Regions from separate parts of the Homo sapiens genome. Here region 1 is linked to region 2. The links are chromatin contacts, found by Hi-C or POLR2A ChIA-PET in ENCODE. All regions are on one chromosome and are shown on one strand. The core of a region is the stretch at or near the end of the contact, and the rest is flanking DNA. Distances in the headings are between cores, read along the strand shown. Region 1 holds the start of MRGBP (MRG domain binding protein). Region 2 overlaps DIDO1 (death inducer-obliterator 1).

Region 1 (4,566 bases), core at 304-2,803, 100 kb before region 2:
CCCAGCACTTTGAGAGGCCGAGGAGGAAGGATCACCTGAGGTCAAGAGTTCGAGACCAGCCTGGCCAACATAGTGAAACCGCGTCTCTACTAAAAATACAAAAATTAGCCGGCCGTGGTGAGCGCCTGTAGTCCCAGCTACCCGGGAGTCTGAGGCAGTAGAATCGCTTGAACCCAAGAGGCAGAGGTTGCAGTGAGGCGAGATCGTGCCATTGCACCCCAGCCCGGGCAACAGAGCGAGACTCTGCCTCAAAAACAAACAAAAAAGAAGCCGGTCCCCATCCGCAGTGACTCGCGTTTCCCTCCCCCTCCCCCGTCCCCGGCAACCGTGCATCTACTTTCTATTCCTATGGAGTTGCCAGTTCTGGCTCTTCCTGTGAATGGATTCCCATGCTGTGTATTTTCGTGTCTGAATTCTCTGACTTTCGTCTCAGCCCGCACCCACGCTGCCGCAGTCCGCGCTCGCTGCTTTTAGGCTGAACGCGGCTGCGCCGTGCGGGTGCCCGCGCTCCGGGCGCCCCTCGCAGGTTCAGCCCCGGGTTGGGGGCGGCGCTTGCCTCGCGGCTGCGGGTCCCAGCCTGAACCTGTGTCTTGTTCCACTGCCGCGGGCGCCCGCCACGGAGCTGCTGCTTCCTAGGGAGACGGTTCCATCGTTGAAGGAACGGCCAGACTGTCTTTCGCAGCAGCGGCCCATCTGACCGCACAGCACGACCGCACGAGGGTCCCGAGCCCTGACCCTCGCAGCACTCGTCACCCCGGCCGCGTGGTTGTGGCGGTCTCGGCGGGGCAGGGGGTCCCCACGCGGGCTGATTCTAGTTTCGCGTGACCGATGGTGCTCATTAGCCATATCTGTACATCTTTTTTTTTTTTTCGAGTCGGAGTTTCGCTCTTGTTGCCCAGGCTGGATTGCAATGGCGCGATCTCGGCTCACTGCCTCCCGGGTTCAAGCGATTCTCCTGCCTCAGCCTCCCGAGTAACTGGGATTACAGGCGCCCGCCACTACGCCCGGCTACTTTTTTTGTATTTTTAGTAGAGACGGGGTTATACGATGTTGGCCAGGCTTGTCTCGAACTCCTGACCTCAGGTGATCCGCCCGCCTCGGCCCCCCAAAGTGCTGGGATTACAGGCGTGAGCCACCGCGCCCGGCCCATCTGTACATCTTCTTTGGAAAAATGTGTATCCAAATCCTTAGCCGTTTTATAGTTAGATTGTCTTTTTATTATCGAGTTATAAGAATTATTTATACCTTCTACAAGGAAGTTCATTATCAGATATAGGATTTGCAAATATTTTCTCTCATCTGTGGGTCGTCTTTTCACTTTTCTGATGGTTTCCTTTGAAGCACAGACTTTTTTGTTTGGGTGCAGTGTATTTCTTACTGTGCTTTAAAGAGGAACACGTTTTAAGAACCCCCGCGCGGGGCGGAGCAGGGCGGAGTCCCCGGCGGGAAGGGACCCGAGACCTCGGCTGCGCCTGCGCCGACGCCGGCGCGTGAGCCCGAGCGCGTACCCGGCGGAGCGCGCGCCCGCCCCCGAGTGCGCCTGCGCGGAGCTCGTGGCCGCGCCTGCTCCCGCCGGGGGCTCCTTGCTCGGCCGGGCCGCGGCCATGGGAGAGGCCGAGGTGGGCGGCGGGGGCGCCGCAGGCGACAAGGGCCCGGGGGAGGCGGCCACCAGCCCGGCGGAGGAGACAGTGGTGTGGAGCCCCGAGGTGGAGGTGTGCCTCTTCCACGCCATGCTGGGCCACAAGCCCGTCGGTGAGCGCCCAGGCTGCGGACGCGCGTGGGGGCGGGGCGGGCAACCGGCGGGGCGGGGCGGGGCCTGCGCTCGCGACACCCTCGCCCCCACGCTCCCCGCCGAGCCCGGGCCGTGACACCGCCGCCACACCCGTCCCGGGACCCCCGCCCCCTCCCACGCGCCCTTCGGACCCCGCCCCGGACCCCGCCCACGACCCCTACCCCCGTGAGACCGCGAGGTCCCAGCCCGCAGTGCCCCACCCCCACCCCCGCCCCGGGACAGCCCACCCCCTCCCACACACACCACCCAGCCCTGCCCCCCCACAGCCCCTCCACACCCTGGCCCTCCCCATCTCTCCGCAGCCACCCTTGCCCCTCCAGTCCCCAGGGCAGCCCGTCCCCTCCATCCCCTTTCTCCTCACCGCTCACCGGTTATCCCGCCGCCCCTCCTCCCCTCAGGTGTGAACCGACACTTCCACATGATTTGTATTCGGGACAAGTTCAGCCAGAACATCGGGCGGCAGGTCCCATCCAAGGTCATCTGGGACCATCTGAGCACCATGTACGACATGCAGGCGCTGGTGAGCCCAACCGCCCTCCCTGTGCCGCCCGATGGGGGCACGAACCCGCACACCGCTCTCTGAGAGTCAGCCTGAGCTGGGCAGAGGCCCCTCCATGTCTGCTGGGGTCTGCTGGGCAGAGTAGAGGCCCCTCCATGCCTGCTGGGGTCTGCAGTGAGCTCTCAGGGTCAGCCTGAGCTGGGCAGAGGCCCCTCCGTGCCTGCTGGGGTCCCCTGGGCAGAGACCCCTGCAGTGAGGCTCGTCCTTAAGGAGGACATCCCGGGGCTCCAGAGCCTGTCATGGAAAGCACAAACACAGTGCTAGCAGCTGGCTAGCTTTTCAGGGGCTCTGCTTTAGACTGGGTGCTGGGCCAGAGTCTCCAGCTGAGACCCTGGGGAGGGAGGGAAGGATGCAGAGTCCCGGGCCCTTAGGCCATTGTCAGCCTCCTGGGAGGCCCCCGAAGTGCTTTAGGCAGAGGGTGACCCTATCTGAGTCACACCAAGGTGAATTTGGTGACTTCTGTGGGAGTCAGACAAGTAGAGTTCCAGTCCTCGCAGAGCTTGGAGCTGGCACTGTGTGACGGGCGAGCGGGTTAACTAGGTAAGCAGGGTGGCCAGAAGAGACAGGTGGGTGTTCCAGGCCCTGTGGCAGCAGGAGGTGGTGGGTCCAGGAGCTCAAAGAAGGTGGTGTACTTGGAGAGTGGGGTGGGGGTCAGGGGTCAGGTGACCAGGAGGAGTGGGGACCTGTGCTGGTGGAGAGTCTGTGCCAGCCACGTTGGACTCAGGGCCACACCGGCCATCAGTATGACATAGGTCTCTCCCTCTGGTCTGTGCGACCTCAGGAGGGCAGTGCCTGGCAAGCACTCTCTTCTTCTTTGCCTGGTTCTGTGCCTGTGGCGCTCCCAACCGACACCCTCGGTGTCCATGGGCTCCTGCCACGTGGATGAGAACTCGAGGTGCCTGCGGCCTTTCCCCAGGGCTGTCACTGTGCCCTCTGCATGCCGCCTTGGGGAACGCAGTCTCATGGTGAGACTGCAGGCCGTGCTGGGCAGGCGGAGCCCACAGGTGTGTGTCACCAGGGCTGCCCGGTCCTCAGGGCCCGCCTTAGTGATGCTGGCCCCGGTGGGTCTTCCTGACTCCTGCATCTGCTGCCGCTGGTTCTGCCCTCCCTGGGTCTGTCTGGAAAGCCCAGCTGTGGCAGGCGCTGTTCACAAAAAGAAGAAATGCCCTTTGCCCTTGCCCCGCCCGCCGCAGCCTCCAACACAGTGATGTGTGCTCATTGGCCTCTCCCCAAGTGGCTCTTACACGGCTCTAGTGACTTCTTGAAACTGCATCTTCACCCTTGTTTCTTAAACAAAACTCTCTATTTGATATCAGCATGAGTCTGAGATTCTTCCATTCCCGAATCCAGAGAGGAACTTCGTCCTTCCAGAAGAGATCATTCAGGAGGTCCGAGAAGGTGAGGCTCGGGAAAGGTTGGGCTTGGGATTCAGAAAAGGCCAGACCCTGGCCAAGGGCAGGGAGGTGAGGGTGAGGACCCCGGGCCTCCAGGGAGGTGTGAGGGTCCAGCGCAGACCCCGCCCTACCTGTGCTTGGGTGGTCTTGGAACCTCCGGGATTGGAGAGGACTTTGTTTGAGAGCAGTGGCTGGACGGAAGCTGAGGCCTGTGTGGGCAGCAAGCGTCGGAGCAGTCCCTGGCCTGACCATCCCCCAGCGTCGGCCACCACCGTGGGTTTTCGGTGAGCGTCAGCTGTCTCCTCCACAGGAAAAGTGATGATAGAAGAGGAGATGAAAGAGGAGATGAAGGAAGACGTGGACCCCCACAATGGGGCTGACGATGGTGAGTGTGGAGCTCACCCTGCCCTGATGCCCTTTGGGGCTCAGCACCCCAAGACTGCCTTCAGGCAGGGCACAGTCAGGTGGGCGTAGAGCCTGCGGTGCAGAGGCCCCAGGCAGGTCATCTAGGCACAGGATGGATCCTGCAGTGCCCCCTCCCCAGGAGCTGAGTGCCTGCTCCATGTTGTAGGCCAGGGTCTGAGCGGCGGTCCCTGCAGTGCCCGCCGCAGGCAGGTCCTCAGGAGGACCAGGCCCCTCTGTGGGCCCAAATGCAAGGGGCTCCCAGCTCAGGAGGAAGCTTTGGGTTCAGAGGGTCACGTGTCAGTATGCAGATTTTTTTAACTGAACAGGAAGACAAAAATAAGATTCTGGATATTCTGTTTTCAGCCAAGTGATTTTTCGTTTCTCAGTTTTTTCATCTTCAGGGAGTTTGGGGAAAG
Region 2 (4,935 bases), core at 249-2,748:
AAGTGTTGGAATGAGGCGTCCATGGCCACACTCAGATTTCTGCTCGTGTAACTACACTATTGTCTCCCTCACTTAGGGAAAACCCGAGTTGAGAGATGAGTTTTAGGGCACTCCCAGTACATGGGTTTAAAACCACCCATTACCCAAGAGTGGGGGCAGCAGATTAACGTAATTTATTTTAAAAGCAGGAAATAGCTTTCCTTAACCATTGCTATTTTAGAAAATTAACTGCTCCCTTTCTAAAGGCAACCTTTGTCATCCCTCATCTGTGCTTTAAAGAGCATGGAAATGGGCAGTCAGGTGAGTGAACGGCAGAATGTTCCAAGCCGGGCCTCTGGGAGCAGTGTCCTACAACACGCAGAAAGCCCCATTCCTGCTCTGAACGGACATGTTCTATCCAGCAACTGTTCCAGGGACCCGAGCACACACCCATTCCACTCCAGGTGGGACAGCATGGCTGGTGCTCAACTTGGGTCAGCTGCTGCTGAAATGGGGACAGAAACTTTTTAGTGGAGCTAAAATTCAATTTGCAAGTTCATCCAAATTTGCTTTGAACTATTACGTTGTGTATAACTTCAGAGAAGGGCAAGCAGCAACTCCAGGCAACCCAGGAAAAAACCCCACTGCAGAAACACAGGGCTCTGTCAGGGTACGAGCCTCCCCTACACGCTGCTGGGCCCCCTGGGGGCAGCAGTGGTGGTGACCTGGTCACACCGCACAGCACTGATGCCTGAGAGCCAGGGGTCCCCTGCCCCTCCCCACACCTCTCTGCCCCTTGGTCGCAGTGCTGTCTCCTTTAGCTCCCACATTCTGGGGGCCTGCCCAGGCCACTGGCCCAGATGAAACTGTTGCTGCCGGGTCTGGGTTTCAGCCAACTGCAGAATGAAGCAGGTCGTCGTCGTGCACAGGGATCAGCAGCACACTCTAATTGGCCAATTTCCCCCAAAGCAGAAGGCTGGCTGGCTTGGGTGCTACAGCGCCTCTGGCCACTGGGTGGCACCAGGGCCTGAGCAGAGACGGGGAGGAGAAAATCAGGCCCCCACTGGAGGATGGTGCTACTCCGCTCCTCTCTGCAGAACCCATCCAATTGCCCCAGTGGAAGTTTTAGCAGGACAGGGATTAAAATATGGGGCAAGAGACCAAGTCTGCTCAGTTCTGGACTGTCCAGAGGCCCCCATGTAGCAACCTTATGTGCTGGATGGCTCCCCACAGGGAAAGGAACTGGTTATAAAAATCACTAAAATAAACACCACACGCCCTCACGTAGGTGTTGACAATGAAGTGGCCTGCCCTGTCGCGGTACTGCTGGCTGGTTTAGGGAAGCTGGGGCACTCAGACCTCCACTGGTCTCCCACGGTGTCCTGAATCCTGCCTATCACCATCCGCTACAGCTCTAAGGGCTGTTTCTATGCTATGCACCTGAAAACAGACTCAACAGTCAGTGAAGGAACTGTGGAAGTAAATTCTGTTCACTGTGACGTCAGGCCTATTTGCAGCCCTCAGTGAGGCGTGTGTACAACAATGCAGTTTCCTGCTTTACCTGTTTCTTCACTCCAAGATTGCCCCTAGTGGGAACAATCAAGGTGGCAGCGGCAAGAGAAAATGTTCTGCTTTTGCTCCTCTCAACATGCTAGAATGTGTTCACATGAATTCGCCTTTTATAAGTAGTTACTAGTTTGCTTTCATGTTGCGGGGAAACAGTTACTTCCCAAATACAGCAGGCAGACTACATCGCAGACGCTCCTCAGAGGAGACCATCACTACAGCCAGGACGCCCTTGCAGGGTCCACAGCTAGACTGCCGTGTTTTGGAATACTCAAAGCTTTCCTTGGTCAGTTTTCTTACTAATACCCGCTACTTGAGTGCCTTCCAACTTAATGGAGAGGTGTGTAATTCTCCCTAAGAAACTCGTGTGATGAGGGCCACGTGGACAGATGGACGTTCCACTCAACTGCAATTTCAGTTGTGCCCAGCTGCACATGGTGTGTGCCTGGCTGCCAAGCCCATTTGGGAGCAGAGCTGCTGCTCTTCCCAAGATCTCCCACACGAGTAATTTAACCTTTATCTAAGTTGTTTACTACTTAAACCAACATGTTAGGGGCATGTTAAAATTAGTCCACAACCCTCCCCTGTAATCCCTCCAGTCCTAAAGGGCCATACTCAGTATAAAGCCCCTAGCTGACAGCACCAAGCAGGTCAGTTGAGGATAAAGCCAGTTACCTTAAGCTCTTCTTGCCGAACTCTTCCAGGTTTGCGGCAAATGAAAGTTGCCGCAACCTTCATTTAAATAAGTAGCAAAAATTCTTGTCAATATTCTAAGTTACTTCTCTAACTTTTAGAAGCTAAGAATATAACTATGTGTATGTTGATGTGTTAACAGAAAAAAAAAAAAAAAAACCTAGTATTATTTTACAACTTTATACAAATCTACCTGAAACTTGTGTACCACATTGGAGGAATTGTAGCAGGCGTCTTCAGAGCTGACCTCTGCACTCTGTGACACCGAGAATGCCGAGGAGGCTTTCCCGAGTATTCATCTTTAGACTATGAGTAGATCCACAGCTCCGAAAGGTCCTATGAAGGTCACTGAAGAGGTGGTGAATTCAGGGGGACCGATCCTGCTGGAAACTTCCATCCCTGCACCCCACCTGCCCAAGGTGGCTGAAGCATAAGCACAAAGGGGCACCTGAGGGATGGACAGGGGCACCACGGGACGGTGCTGATGTGGGACTTCACCGTGCAGGGTCACGGTTACGGAGGTGTGAAACCTTTCCCTGATGTAATTTTCTCAATGGCAGGCTGCTTTTTAAGTTTATAAAAAGTAAAACACTTAAAAATAACAAAAGAATGTCATTACTGACAGCCAAGAAACTTCCAGTTATATGGATAACGTAAAAAAACAACTATCAAGCTATATTCTTTCTCAGAACAAATTCTGATTTTTCTAATTGGGAGGAAGAGATTGGTGGACACGTAGAGTCTGATGACTCCCAGTCTCGTTTTATTGCCGCTGACAACTCTGGAGGAGACAGATAAAAAAAGAGCTCACGCGACCAGTGAAACAAGCCACCCTCCTCTCCCGGCTTTAAATTCCTGCAAAACACTCTTAGGTTCTAGAATCCCCCCATGTATTTTTTATTAATGAAAACTGAGACTGGGTCCTCTTAGGATTTCAGTGAAATGTGCTTCTGGAGCCCACACCATGAGTTATCCTTGTGAACGGTGTTCTCCGTCCATTTCACCCCACCAGGGCCATCTCTGTGGCAGCACGTGGGAACAAGAGGCAGTGCTTCCACCTGGGCACCATGCTTAACACAGCATCTGGATTTGGGTTTACAAACTGGCAACGTTTTCCATTTTAATTCCAACGGTTAGATGAAACGAACTGTAGAATCTGCTTTGCAGTCAAAATCTGTTCAGATCCTCAGTGTTTAAGTCACTTAATGAGCCATTTAGGGAGACAAAATACTAGAAATTGCACCTATCAAATACCATCTCAAAATTTTGAGAATTCCATCTCAAAATTCTAGTCAGTCAGGTACATCTCAGAAAAACATTTCCAACTGACTTCATGCCTCGACAATAATGGGAGGTGAACAGTGGAAATAAAGAGAAAAAAATGGAATAAGAATTTATAAAACCACAAAAGAAACATCATGATCTTTGAGAGAAGTTATGTGCACCAAATGTTTACGTAAGCTAAATAAACTGTATATATAAGAAACAATTTTTAAAAACAAATGGGAGGAACAAGGTGAGGCTGTGAAGGACCTACTGATATCTTAGCAGGGGGCACAGCCTCCTTCTAGCAATGGCAGAGTGTCTGTGCACACCAGGCCTCACCTGTTGGACAGGAACCCCCAGGTCAACCGAGTGCCATGGGAAGGACAGGAGGGTGCCTAGGTGCACTGTGGGGAGCAGCAGCGGTAGCTCCACCACGTGGGTCTTCTGATGGTATGTGTGGTGAGGCAAGTGTGAGTCAGCTCATGGGACAGACCCACACCAGCCTCTCACTTCCAAACTCACCCCCTACCAGGGAGGGCGAGCTCCGTGGCCAGCCAGGGAGGCAGGGCAGGGGCCTCAAAGGCATACAGTGGTGGCAGGCTCCCCAGTACTTGTTGAGCCTACAAAAGTGCAGAGGTGTTTAGGGGAGAGGCAGAGACATGGTAGCTGCTGTCACCAATGTCTCTAACTCTGCTCCAATCAATCACCTTTTGGGAAGACAACATTTACGGGATAACAAAACGAGCAGAAGCTACTAGCTCAAAAGTGTGTCGTCCCCATTCCCATCCTATACAAATTCTGGAAATCCACCAATTTTAACTTGAGGTGATGTGTTGGGAAGGTTAACAGGCAATTTCCCCCACCTCCTGTCCCTGGAGCAAATCAGCTTCCCAGAGGAGCTGATGTGTGGCAAAGAAGGGAAGAGGGAGAAGAGGTCAGAGTACCCCGCTATGGGCAGAAGAGCAGCCTCCTGGTCGACCTCTCCCCGCTCACAGTGCAGGAGGCAGGCAGGAAGCAATAACCCAGGGCTGAGAGCCCCTCATTTCCCCATCTTCCCACCAATGCTCCCTCCCCACAATGTACACGGACTCTTCCAACTCCACATGTGGAGTCTCTGGCAGCTTTTCAATTTTGGTTGACACAGATGGAAATTAACCAAACTGAAATTATCACCCACTTATCTGAACTGAGGCTATAACCGCAGTTTTTCTTTTCTTCACTGTTATGTGTCTAAAACCAATGTACAGCTAAATTTTAGTACAGCATTAAAAATCCCTCTCTGCATTCACAGGTGGGTGACACTTTAAGCCCATTAGCTCTGTAGAACTGCTCTATCGTAGAGGTGCTAGAATCTGATGAACATTTGAGACATTTGCTAGCATAAAATTCTCAGCTCAAACAATGTAAGGTATCGAGATTCATTATAATGCA

What was found. Hi-C counts contacts between places; a loop is a spot of excess contacts on that map. ChIA-PET counts read pairs that join two places held with the same protein, here RNA polymerase II (POLR2A). Pooled maps may share reads with other maps.
Region 1: a loop to region 2 is called in a pooled map, with 2.8 times the contacts of the local background. The contact joins the promoter of MRGBP here to the enhancer-like site in region 2. A Hi-C loop is called at or near these places in 3 of 50 pooled maps. POLR2A ChIA-PET finds 5 or more read pairs at or near these places in 2 of 52 experiments (CD4-positive, alpha-beta T cell and GM12878).

Annotation. Positions count from the first base shown.
Region 1 is chr20:62,794,920-62,799,485 of GRCh38, forward strand. MRGBP (MRG domain binding protein) reads left to right here and starts at 1,554. Exons shown (of 5, transcript NM_018270.6): 1 at 1,554-1,752; 2 at 2,191-2,312; 3 at 3,668-3,749; 4 at 4,056-4,130; 5 at 4,537-4,566. The coding sequence starts at 1,605. RefSeq lists an enhancer at 151-697 and a silencer at 1,321-1,860.
Region 2 is chr20:62,899,438-62,904,372 of GRCh38, forward strand. The region is part of intron 6 of DIDO1 (death inducer-obliterator 1); the gene reads right to left. Among named protein-coding and RNA genes, the nearest start is that of SNORA117, 19 kb to the left of the region's middle. RefSeq lists enhancers at 500-1,354, 684-933. Within about 2 kb of position 1,499, at least 15 of the 41 ENCODE cell types and tissues checked have a DNase peak (open chromatin) inside an H3K27ac peak, as active enhancers do; they include CD4-positive, alpha-beta T cell, where a contact is called at or near this core.